Linked DNA regions of Mus musculus: region 1 is linked to region 2. Evidence: chromatin contacts called from ENCODE POLR2A ChIA-PET data. All regions are on one chromosome and are shown on one strand. The core of a region is the stretch at or near the end of the contact, and the rest is flanking DNA. Distances in the headings are between cores, read along the strand shown.

Region 1 (6,378 bases), core at 2,724-5,223, 33 kb before region 2:
TCTTCCAGAGGTTCTGAGTTCAATTCCCAGCAGCCACATGGTGGCTCACAACCATCTGTAATGGAATCTGATGCCCTCTTCTGGCCTGCAGGCATAACACTATATACATAATAAATAAATTTAAAAAGGGGGGGGGGCTGGAGAGATGACTCAGGGGTTAAGAGCGCTGACTGCTCTTCTAGACTTCCTGAGTTCAATTCCCAGCAACCACATGGTGGCTCACAACCATCTGTAACAGGATCCGACACCCTCTTCTGGTGTGTCTGAAGACAGCTACAGTGTACTTACATATAAAGGAAAAAAAAAAAGGTTCAAGGTTCTAGAGAAATGGCCTAGTAGTTAAGACTATTCACTGCTCTACCAGAGAACCCGAGTTTGGCTGCCAGCACTCATGCCAGGCAGCTCTCAACAACCTGGAACTCTCCCTCCAGGGAATCTAATGTCTCTGGTCTCAGCCACCTGCCCTCATGTACACATACCCATATGAAGATACACAGATCTGTGCATAATTAAAAATAATAAGTTAGAAAAAAATGGAGGTTTGAAAGGACTACAGTGGTCCACTGAAGGTGTCCAACATGAGGAGAACGTTTGCATCAGGTCTCTGGAAGGGGCCTGAAGTTACGAGTGGTATTTTTAAAGGATTTTTTGAAAAGTAAAACAGATTCAGTGTCAATGTGATACTGTCTTAAACGCACTGTAGAGTCTCTTAAAACGAGCCTCTTAGTTATTCTACCCGGAAGGGCTTCTACACCTTTCTAGATGTAGAAACTTTCTCAAGTTTTGCTGTACAATTGCCTTCCAGTTACCCCTGTACCCCTGAACAGTACAGCCTCAGAAAGGGAACATTCTAAATGTAGGCCAAAGTCACTGAAAAGCTGCCTCACTCCAAACTACAATGGGATTGCTGTCATCAGCCCTGCCTAGAGAACCGGCATTCGTGGCATAAGCAACCGGGTCTGCACATCACTTATACCTCAGAGGTGTTCTGCACAGACAAGGACTCAAAGCGCCTCCTTCCCCTCTCTAACTGGAGGACATGTCAGGCCAGATGGACAGTGTGGAGCCTTACAAAAAGGCCAGGCGAGTAGAATGAGATCCCCTGCTCCATCAGCTCAGACTCTAATTTTGACTTCGAGAAGCTTACAGAGCAGAGGATTAAAGTGCTGCTACTGTCCTGTCTTCAGCTAAAGATAGGCGCAACCATTTGGCCGAGTTTGTTTTTTTAGAAAGTGATGGGCAAATTATAGTCCTTATATATAAAATATTTATGGAAGTACGTTAAGATTGGAAAGCTTAGAAATAACTACCCTTCCAAAAAAGAACAAACAGATCTGTTAAGCAGCTGCAGTGGACTCGGATCTTTTTTTTTTTTTTTTTTCAACAAAACACTAGAAAGATAACCAAAGAAAGAAAGGAAGGAAGGAAGGAAGGAAGGAAGGAAGGAAGGAAGAAAGCGAGAGAGAAGCAATGTTGTAGAAAGGGCGAGGAAAAGGAATCTATACCTCCCATATAAAAAATTCAGGTATCTCAAATTCCCAACATCCTAGAATCAATCATCTCCATGCTTCAGGTAAATGTGGGTAGGTGGGGGCATTTTAACATGGTCAAGAAGTACAGCCACAGTGGACAGCGACAGCAAGGCTCAGCTTGCTTCCCAGGGATTAGTCCTTAGCTTTTATCCTGGAGGCAGCGGCCCAGCGGGCAATATAGATTGCAGCCCTTCCAGGATATTTGCAGTGATGAGCGCATCGGGCTTACACCCCATATCACAGTCCAAGGCAGGTCCCTTCAGGGATCTCAGGGGCCCCAGGCTCGCCTCACTCAAGGCGGTACCGCTCAGCACTCTGGGAGACGTAGTCCTCTGGCCTCCTGGCGAGGCTAGAAACTCGTGACCTACTTTTCGAGCACACTACACTTCCCTGTGTACTACGCGAGGGCCCAGCCAGATAGACCGCGCATGCCCCGCTCTAGGTCCTGGCCAAGGGTCCGAAGCCCAGGAAAAGTTTCCGATGCACATGCGCACTGCAGCGAGTGGGTGCCCCCCCCCCCCCATCACCAGAGACGTTTGGCATAAATCTGCCCATAAGGCCTCTCACCGGGTATCCTTTCTCCCCACGTCCTTGTTCAGGCTAGACTCCAATAACTCCCCTTTTCTTTCATGACCTCCTAAGCTTACTGAATCAGGGCTCTGCAACTAAGGGGTTTTTCCTAGATGAACCAGGTGGGCTGGAATGGATAGAGCCACCGCTCCGGCCCCAGCCTCTGGATCTCAAAGGAGTGTCGCTGTCTGTGGTAGATGTAGGAGCAGTGTATTCAAGAAGAAACGAGCCCTTTTCACCTAATACTCAGTAGGCTCTGCTCCAGCACCTCCACAGCCAGGAAGGGAATGGCAAGCATTAGATCCGATTCTCCAGTCTTGTTGGCCAAGCCAAAGAAATTCCTAGTAGAGCTGTGAGGAGGCACCCGGTCGACAATAAAGCCCGAAGCCGGTAGTGCCCAAGCCTTACCCCACTTTTAATACAAATCTGAGAAACCAGACCCAGGTAAAGGAAATGGGGAAAGGTTCCCAGGCAGGCAAGCAAAATCCGTACATCTGAAACCCGGGCATCATCCAATATTCAGAAAGTCTGAGTCTCCTCCCCATTACAAGGCCTACCCTAGGACCAGACTTACCAGATCCTCAGCAACCCTCCCCGGCAGGGTGTTAAACCTCCCTAATCCTGCCTCCCACACCAGCTGTTTTCCCCAGTGCTTAAGTGAGGCATTGGGGGTAGGCGCTCAGGCAAGCAACAGGATTTTTATTGTTGTTAAGAAATCAAAGAGAAACCAAACCCACTCCCAGGCCAGGGTGGATAGGTTAGGGTGGATGGGGGGGGGGGGGGTAGGTTAGACACCGAACTGGCACCGGAAACCCTGTCTGCTGATCCCAAAGCCTGCTGTGTGAAGTTCTGGTTGCTCCCAGGGGAGGGGATGGCTTTTCCCTTTTCCCTCCTTAGATTTTTGGTCAAGGGCGGAGTACATCCCCCTCAGACAGAAGGGGAAGTTTAGGAATAGAAGAGATCAGACACAATTAATACACTATCCGACAGGCTCTTTGGGTACTTTTTTTTCCGCCTACACAAGTATATAAAGAGCTCAACCTGCAATGAGTTCTTGCTCGGCAACCCAAGGGCACTCTCCACTAACCGGCCCTGTCACCAAGAAGGGGATGTCCAAATTTCCCATCTCACAGGTTCCAAAGGGACAGAAACAGACTGTGTTAATAATCACCACCCCGCACACGTGAAAAGCAGCCGAAAAATAAAGATAGAATCCCCTCCCTTCCCATAATTTATTTAACTCTGGCCAGAGTTTGGTTTCTGGGGGGGGGGGGCAAGGAAAACATAACGAGTGAGGCGTGAATAAATGGGGAAGGAGGTCAAGGAGGAAACGCTCTCCGCTTAGGAGAGGGCCGCACTCGAAACTAGGTACCCCAGGATCAAAGAGAGTGATGGAGAGCGAAACAGGGGCGGATCCGGAGAGGGGCAGCAGGGGAGTGGACCAGTGTGGGCGTCCCCCGCCCGCAAGCCCGCGCACTCACTCGGGTCTCCACGAAGGGTCCGCTCTGCAGGCCGCGGGACGGAGGTCTCTCTCCCAGCTTCCCGGGCACCGCGAGGCTGAGGGCCACGGTGTCCTTTTACGTCGTTTGAGGGTAGAGAGGGACGAGGACCGAGCTCATGTGATTCTTTCCGCTGTTTTTGGAGGTCGAGCTCGGCGGCGACGGCGCGGGGATGGCGGACCCGAGGATGGCACCCGTCACGCGGTGGATGGAGGCCAGCCCTGGATGTACTCGTCTGGCAGGTCCTGTCCTTCTGGCCTCTCGGTTCCCACGACACTCAGTCTCAACGACCTGCACCTTCCCGCGCCTGGGCCCGAAGTGAGCAAAGTCAATGAAAAGTTTCACCCTCAGCAACCCTGCGCATGAATCTGCTTTCCCCACCCCTGCGTGATGCGTCCCTCCGCCCAGCCGGGGCGGGGCCGGGACTACTTTTCCTCCCTTGGCATCTTTAACCCCTCGCAGCCCAGTCGTAGGTTGGGATTCCAGGTTCTGCGGGAAGTGTAATAGCGATCTTCTCACCTTGTCTCCTCTAGACCCCTCCCTGCCACGTCCTCAGCGGGGCTGCTCACCCTCGGAATCCTTCTGAGCGCCTTAGCGCCGGATTTCTTCTCTTAAGACTCCAAAGCAGTCTGAGCTCGCCATGTACGTTTTTTTCTTTTTTTTTTAAACCGGTGTAGACCAACCCCGGGGAGGGTAGGGACAGACCTGGAACACAACAGGCCATTAGGAAGTAGCCTGGGACACAGTGGCTGTTGCTGGCATCACCGGGGCCCTGAGAACTCCAAACCCTAGCCCCAGCTCTCAAAGTTCCCTAAGACCTAGACGGCATGACTCTTCAGTTCTGACGGTCCCCGTGACTTGAACTCCCCGGTTCCGATTTGTTCATTCTGAATTTGGGGAGACAGTGGCACGATGCCACCTCCAGGAAGGTTCTGGATCTGAGTGTAGGCTAACCTGAGTTTACCAGTGTCGCCCTCCTGGTGGGGACGTGGAAGATCGAAGGGAAGGGAAGGGTGCAAGAAGATCGAGGGTTAGAAAAAAGAGCGGAGCACCGGTTAGTCATGCACTCCCAGCCCGGAAAGTTGGGTCCCAAACACCATAATAGGGCTGGCCACGCGCGACCGCCGCCCCTCTGCTGAGGTCCTCGAGCTCTCTGGAGCAGGTTACCCACGCACAGGAGAGCATGAGAGCCGCGCTCCTTCTAGCAATAGTCGCAGAAGAAGCGCCAGCCCTGGCAAGGTGAGCAGGGTGTTCATTAAGCCCGACAGCACCCGGCGGCGGCGAAGCGAGGCGCACCCGGGCCCGGATTTTGGTCACGCTTTTTCTACTCTGTGGCTTTGTGACAGTGCAGGCTCAGCGATGAGGGGGTCTAGGATCTGTGGCGGGTTGAAACCCTAGGAGAACTGGACTATCAGACTAGGCTGGAGGACCGCTGGCCTTGTGTACAGTTCCCCTAGCCCCCGCCTTAGTTCGCCTATTTTCCAATTCAACAACCCCTCCTCTTCTTCTTTTTTTTTTTTCTTGGGGGGGGGGGTTCGAGACAGGGTTTCTCTGTATAGCTCTGACTGTCGTGGAACTCACTTTGTAGACCAGGCTGGCCTCGAACTCAGAAATCAGCCTGCCTCTGTCTCCCGAGTGCTGGGATTAAAGGCGTGCACCACCACGCCTGGCCAACCCCTATTCTTTATTCACGTTCCTGAAGGTTCCGGTGCAACGGCAGTCTCCGAACCCACGTGGGGCGGTGAGATCGGAAAGTTTCCAGTTACGAACTGTGTGCGTTTTATTTTCCTTGATCACGTAGGCAAGAGCAGAGATCAACGGAGGTATAGAGATTTAAATACGCTTTCCTAGACAGGAGGAGAGAAATGCCGGGCGGGAGGGCAAACTCCGCGGTGCCAGGATGGCAGGAGGAAACCTAAGCGCGTGTGTCCCATCCCCCACAATCCGAGCTGGACAGCCCGGGGGCTTCTCCTGGGACTACTTGTGCGTCAGCAAGCGTCATACATGCCCCTCTTCACTTCACCCTTCCCTTTTAGCAGCCCTGCCCCCACCCCCCCACCCCCAGTGTTCCATCTAATGCCATGAGACCGCCCACAAGGATGAAAGCTAAAAATAAAACAGATATGTTAGCAACAGCCCTCCCATTGGCCGTCAAGCAGAGAGAGACGTCTGATTGGGTTTTAGATACAGCTTCTGGTAAGCAAACGTTTGTACCCTTTGGTATCGCAAGGGAAGCTGGTATTTGTAGTCTATCATTAGAGGCGGCCATAGAAATAGGTGGGTTTATATCCCGGTTCTGCCACCCACTGTGTGTTTTCGATTTAATGCAACAAATATTCTTACGTTGACAAACACGATTATTCATTTCTAAAAACATGGAAATCTTGTGATTAATCAATATTGTGTGTGAATCCTGCTTCAAATAGGTCAGTCTCCCTCTCTGAAAAAATACCTGAATTTGCAAAACAGTTTATATTTTTCATCATGAAAAATTAGCCAAATTGCAGCCTATAAACACTAGTTGGTGAGCATTTCCCAATGAGAAATATTCCAAGACAGAATGATGAAAAAGGTTAGGATGAGCTGGAACAAAGAGTATCTCAAGGAAATGCTTATACAGATTTTAAAAAAGAAAATGCAGATACAAGTGGAAGACCTTGAGTCTCTGTGTATTCGTGCTTTTATTTGAATCAGCCTTGGGCAGGTTTACACACAACAAAAAACCTGAAAAAAATCCTGTCTCCTTAGTAAATGGGAGTTTTGAGGAAAGGTTGAGC
Region 2 (6,112 bases), core at 1,403-3,902:
ATTAAAAGGTCCACACCGTCACTCACCCCCTTACATTAGAAGTCATTGTTCCACATGGTAAAAGGGGCGGGGTCACGCAACACCTTTGGAAAGGGTGAGGTAATAATGACCAAGCATAAGACAGGCTCCTCTCATTCATTCTTCCATCTTGCAGACACGTAAGTCTGTCAGATAGCAAGGGAGCCCTTCGCCACCCTCAGGGAACTTACTGTGTGCGCATTGTGTCACGGCTGCTTGAACTTGGACATGGGTGTTTCTGAATGGGCCACAGAGCTTATTAGATCTCCGTTACAGACTCCTCTAGGACTTAGCCAATGAAGCGTTCAAACCAGGCCTGTTTTGCCTCAAAAAGGCTTGTTTAGCTGTTGAAATTGTGTGGTAGAACTTGACTTTGAGCCTGATGGCTCTGCTGGGAAGCCCTTCCATTTCCTCCTCTTGGAAATGTTTCTGTGGCTGCCAAGATACCCATCTTCAGGTAAGGGATATGAGGCTACAGTCACATAACAGCTCATGACACCTGATTTTTTTCACTACATGGACCTGTCTTTCAGATGTAGACACTTGAGAAACAAACCCGTTGATGGTGCTGTTTTCTTATGTTTTGCAGAAGGCCCTGGGTGTGCGGCAGTACCATGTGGCCTCTGTCCTGTGCCAACGGGCCAAGGTGGCCATGAGCCATTTTGAGCCCAGTGAGTACATCCGATATGACCTGCTAGAGAAGAACATTAACATTGTCCGTAAACGGTAAGGCTGTGGGGAGCCTGAGGTGACAGCTGAAAGCTGCTTCCCTTTCAGGAAACGAAGGTCCCAGCAGAGGAAAATCTTGTGTTGGAGCTTCTGTCCCTTATCCAAGGAGTAACATTAAGAAGAGAACAGGGACAGTGTCCCATGCCTGCAGTCCTAGCACTTGAGAGGTGGAGGAGGCAGGAGCACCAGGAGTGTCACAGCAGAGAACTACCTTCTAAATAAAGTTCTAAGTCTGTTGACTGGTGAAGCCTACACTTAGCCTATGCTCTCTGACTTTAGTGGCCCCAGAATTGGTTCTAATATTGCTTTTTAAATTACATTTTAGTGTGTGTGTGTGTGTATGTGTGTGTGTGTGTGTGTGCGTGTTACAGCACACATGAAGAGATTAGAGGACAACTTGGGGCAGTCATTCATTATTCTCTTGTTCTACCATGTGGGTCCCAGGGATTGAACTAAGATTGTCAGACTCCGTGGCAAGTACCTTTCCCCAATGAGCCGTCTTGACATTTGGGTTTCATGTATACCTGGCTGGCCTTGAACTCACTGTGTAGCCAAGGATATGATCTTGAATTTCTGATCCTTTTGCCTGTACCTACCAAGTGCTAGGATTATAGGCATGTGCCATCATATATGACACTGGACCTTAAATCCAGTTCTTTGTGCATAGTAGGTAAGCACTCTACCAACTGAGCCAGTCCCAAGCCAGCTTCTAGTCTTGTGGGGTTCATCCAGACTCTATGCTTAAGTCACCTGGGAGGCTCTTACATCAGCCCCTGCTCCCCACCCTCACAGTTATAACTCAGGGGAGCTTGACCTTGCTTCAAACACTGTTGGTTTTTGGCATCACATGGGAGTCTCTTCAGACCAAGACTCTGAGATTGCACTGCAGTTTAACTGATAAGAGCCCTATATTTATTTTTTGTTTGTTTTTGTTTTTTGAGACAGGGTTTCTCTGTATAGCCCTGGCTGTCCTGGAACTCACTTTGTAGACCAGGCTGGCCTCGAACTCAGAAATCTGCCTACCTCTGCCTCTCAAGTGCTGGGATTAAAGGCGTGCGCCACCACGCCCGGCTAAGAACCCTATATTTAATAGGATCCTCTGGTGCATGCCCAGCACAAGGAAGGCAGAGGCAGGCGGATCTCTGCTTTTAAAAATAGCCTCATCTATAGAGCAAGTTCCAGGACCACCTGGCTTGCTTGTCATTTAGTTTTTACTCTGAGCAATTGGCTGAAGCAACAAAACCAATATTTAGATTTTAACTTTGTCAATAAAATTACTAAAAAATTTCCATTTTTTTCCCCTGTGTTAACCAGAGAATTCTGGTAACTATCTGCATGGTTCAGGTAACTGGAAAAACTGCCCTTTCTTGTTGTCGCCATGAACCAAGCAGCTGTCCTCAGAGAGTTGGTTTTGCTCTCAGGAGATGCTCAGCAGTACGTCAAGACATTTCTTAGTTATCTTTACTAGAAACAGAGTGAGGGTTGTTACTACGTAGTGGGTAGGAACTAACAACACCACTAAACAGCCACAGGACAGCCTTATAGCAGAGTCACCTGGCCCACGTGTAGGTAGTGCCAGGGCTAAAAAACCATGACATAGAGAAAAAGTAGAGGTAAGGCTCTTCTAAGAAGTTTTTTATTCTAAAGAATGTGTTTTCTTGTTTGAGAATTTCAAACATGCATGTCATGTGTCTTGATCAAACATGAGCTTACAACGGCTGTAACTGCACCCATAAGACCTAAGGAAGATCAAGCTAGTCTAAGAGCTTTAAAGAAGGCAGAGCACGGCTAGGGGACTCTTCCTCCTCTCAGAGCCTTTGACAGTAGAGCCAGACTCCATTTCCAGGAACAGAACACCACCCAGAAGAACAGAGGGACAGATAAATATAGATAGAGATCCGAAGTCACTCTCTATCAGAAGACGTACTGGTAAGCTGCCCTAGTTTTGCTCACTGTCAGCTGTACATCATATACTGTATTAGAGTGTGTTCATCTCAGGCCACACTGAGGTCACCTATTGTGGAGGTGAGCGCCTTTACTTGCTGAGCCTTCTAAGCAGCCCAGTGTCGGGCTGGTCTTTGTTTAAAGAGCATTTCAGGCATTTCTTTCAAGGTTTTAGTGCTATTTTTCAGCTCTCTTGAGCCCAGAAAGAGAGGTTATATTCTATACAGTGAGTCACTGCCACCCACCTGCCTGGGATATGCTGCTGCAAAGGGCCAGCCTTGCTGCTTTTACTGGCTTCTCTAATGAAGCAGACCTAGAGATTCTTAGAACTACCAGTTGAGCTGAACAGCTAGGACTTTTTTTTTTTTTTTTTTTTTGGTTTTTGGTTTTTCGAGACAGGGTTTTTCTGTGTAGCCCTGGCTGTCCTGGAACTCACTTTGTAGACCAGACTGGGCTCGAACTCAGAAATCCGCCTGCCTCTGCCTCCCGAGTGCTGGGATCAAAGGTGTGTGCCACCACCGCCCGGCCATCTAGGACTTTAGAGAAGAGCTCTTAGTTCAAGGGCTTAGGAGACTGAGATTAGTAGATGGGCCCAGGCAGGCAGAGGAGAAGGAAGGGTCCACGTTTCCTGCTGAGTCATGCTGGGTCAGCAGTAGAGTCAGCATGAGAGCACAGACAGCACACCCTGTTGGATCCTTGCATCTAGTTTTGTACCTCAGCTTTGGGACCTGGGAGAACTCACTTTCCTCCCAGAGCCTCAGTTTCCTCATCTGCACTGTGAGTATAAATGAGTTCTATGCATGAAGTGCTTATGAAAGCCTAAGAGTAGGGACTGGAGAGATGACTCAGTGTTCTCTTCTAGAGAGACCCAAGTTCAATTCCTGGCACCATCCACTATGACTCTGATTCCAGGGGATCGCCAGTCCTCTGGCCTCTACAGATACCTATTTGCACATGTCCACACACACATAAACAATCCCAGGATTTAGGGCTCTAGTCACATAACACTGACCTTTGGTCACAGACTGGAGAGCATGGTAGGCTGGGAATGGGCTGGGTTATTACCAGAGGGCAGGGAAGGGCTTTGGGGTGTGGGTTTCGGGATGTTTGTGTGTGTGGTAATGAGGACCAAGTAAAGGTCCTAGCACCTCCTGCTCTGCATCTGAGCTACTTCCAGTTCCAAAACATATGCCCTGTACAGGGCTTATCAGTCTAATTATACCTCAGTAAAGCGGCCTCTCAGGATGCCTTTGCTTGTTTGAGGAGGGAAAGTCTTGCTCTGTAGCCCTGACCAGCCTTAACTGTTCGGCTCATCTTACACTGTGTCAGTCCTGTCACCTCAGCCTCCTGAATGCTGAGAGCACAGAGCTACTGTGTCCTATCTTAATAAAGCTGTTTGAAAATAAGAGAACGATGTCAAGCTGGTGGCAGGTATCTACAAATTCTAGTGTACCTGTAATTCTAACACTCATGAAGTCAAGATAGTTGGTTCTTGAGCTTGCAGCCAATCTGGGCTATAAAGTAAATTCCTAGTCCTGCCCCCCTGCCCTCTACCCCCGACCCAAAAAACAAAACAAAACAAAACAAAAAACAGGACAAAGGGTCTAGAGAGAGTTAAGTACTTACTGCTGATCTTCTAGAGATCCCAAGTTTGGTTCCCAGAACTCACATAGCAGCTCACAATCACTTGTAACTTCAGTTTAAGAAGATCCAATTTGGGTGGTGGAGCACGCCTTTAATCCCAGCACTTGGGAGGCAGAGGCAGGCAGATTTCTGAGTTCGAGGCCAGCTTGGTCCACAGAGTGAGTTCCAGGACAGACAGAGCTATACAGAGAAACCCTGTCTTGAAAATCAAAGAAGAAGGAGGAGGAGAAGGAAGAAGAAGAAGAAGAGGAAGAGGAGGAGGAGGAGGAGAAGATCCAATATCACTTCCTCTTCTGGCCTCTTTGGGTTCTACATGCACACATGATGCACACATACGCACAAAAACACACATGCCCATAAAATAAAAATAATTTTTAAATTAAACAGCAACACATTCACACACACAAATAGCCAGGTATAGTATGTAGGCATGTAATGCCAGCATTAGGAATGCTGAGGTAGAAGACTGAGGTATGAGAATCATAAGTTGGGGGCTAGCCTAAGCTATAGAGAGCATTCTCTATCTTGAAAACAAAACAAAGCGCCTGGCAACAGTAGCACATGCCTTTGCTCCCAGCACTCAGGAGCCTGAGACAGGAAGACTGTCATGAGTCTGAAGCCAAGTCTTTTTTTTTTTTTTTTTCTTTTTTTTTAAAGATTTATTTATTATTATACATAAGTACACTTTAGCTATCTTCAGACACACCAGAAGAGGGTATCAGATCTCTTTACAGGTGGTTGTGAGCCACCATGTGGTTGCTGGGATTTGAACTCAAGACCTTCAGAAGAACAGTCAGTGCTCTTACCTGCTGAGCCATCTTGCCAGCTCTCTGAGCCAAGTCTTAAAACCAAGGAAATGCTGTTAGTGTGAGCTTTTGTCTTTAGTCTGTCCTGTACTTTAAGGCAGGTAGAAGCCAGTTTGTTAATTTGGTGCCTTAGTGATAAGGTCAGATATAAACTCTGAGCTGCTGACTCTGTGTTTTAGAGTGAAAGAGCTTGGCCTTTGGCTGTAGTGAACTCTGGTGCTTCCTAGGCAGTTTCAAGTTCATCTGAAGTTTCTGGAATGGTGGGAGGAAGGGGGTGTGGCTGCTGGATTGTGTGGGTAGTCAGCAAGGTAGCTAGGATGGTAGGCAGTGAGTTGACTTTGGTCTAGTGGAGGGCATGCTGGTGAGGAGGAAGTACTTGAGGCCTGGCAAAGTTTGTGCCTGCTTGAGGGGTTGGCTTGATTCCCATATTTATCTTCATGTAGAGAGGAACCATGAACCTTCAAGGAAATCAGGATCTAGGAAAGCACCCTAAGTGTGGAGTGGAGATGGAGGCAGCAGCCACACCTCTCAGTTAGGTGCATGTGAGATCGGCTGAGAAGCCTTTCAAACAGTAGAGAAGCAGGCATCACTTGTGCCTCAGACTTCTGTGCCTAGTGCTGAAGCAAGGTAAGCGAAGGGACCCAAGCCGAGACTCAGGCTGTAAGCTGTGAGCTGAGCTATTAACATCGGTCTCTCAGCCTGTGTCCTTTGCATTGCTTTATTAGATACCAAGAATGTAATTGACATCTGATGAGAATGTGTATGCAGATAGGCACCTGCTAGATAACACACTAGTGCAGTTCAGAAGCAAATATTCTTTGAAAACACTAGGCCTCTCATTTTGTATGTTTGTTTATCCTGACTGTTTTGTATTGTTTTGATTTTTATTTTATTTTATTTTTTTATTATTTATTTATTTTTGGTTTTTTGAGACAGGGTTTCTCTGTATAGCCCTGGCTATCCTGGAACTC

Evidence for each region. ChIA-PET counts read pairs that join two places held with the same protein, here RNA polymerase II (POLR2A).
Region 1: POLR2A ChIA-PET joins it to region 2 with 20 read pairs in embryonic stem cell. The contact joins the promoter of Tob2 here to the enhancer-like site in region 2. POLR2A ChIA-PET finds 5 or more read pairs at or near these places in 4 of 5 experiments (Patski and embryonic stem cell).

Annotation. Positions count from the first base shown.
Region 1 is chr15:81,854,353-81,860,730 of GRCm38, forward strand. It overlaps Tob2 (transducer of ERBB2, 2), which reads right to left and starts at 3,974. Exons shown (of 2, transcript NM_020507.3): 1 at 3,584-3,974.
Region 2 is chr15:81,888,691-81,894,802 of GRCm38, forward strand. Aco2 (aconitase 2, mitochondrial) reads left to right here. Exons shown (of 18, transcript NM_080633.2): 2 at 608-744. Among named protein-coding and RNA genes, the nearest start is that of Aco2, 19 kb to the left of the region's middle. Within about 2 kb of position 2,653, at least 1 of the 3 ENCODE cell types and tissues checked has a DNase peak (open chromatin) inside an H3K27ac peak, as active enhancers do.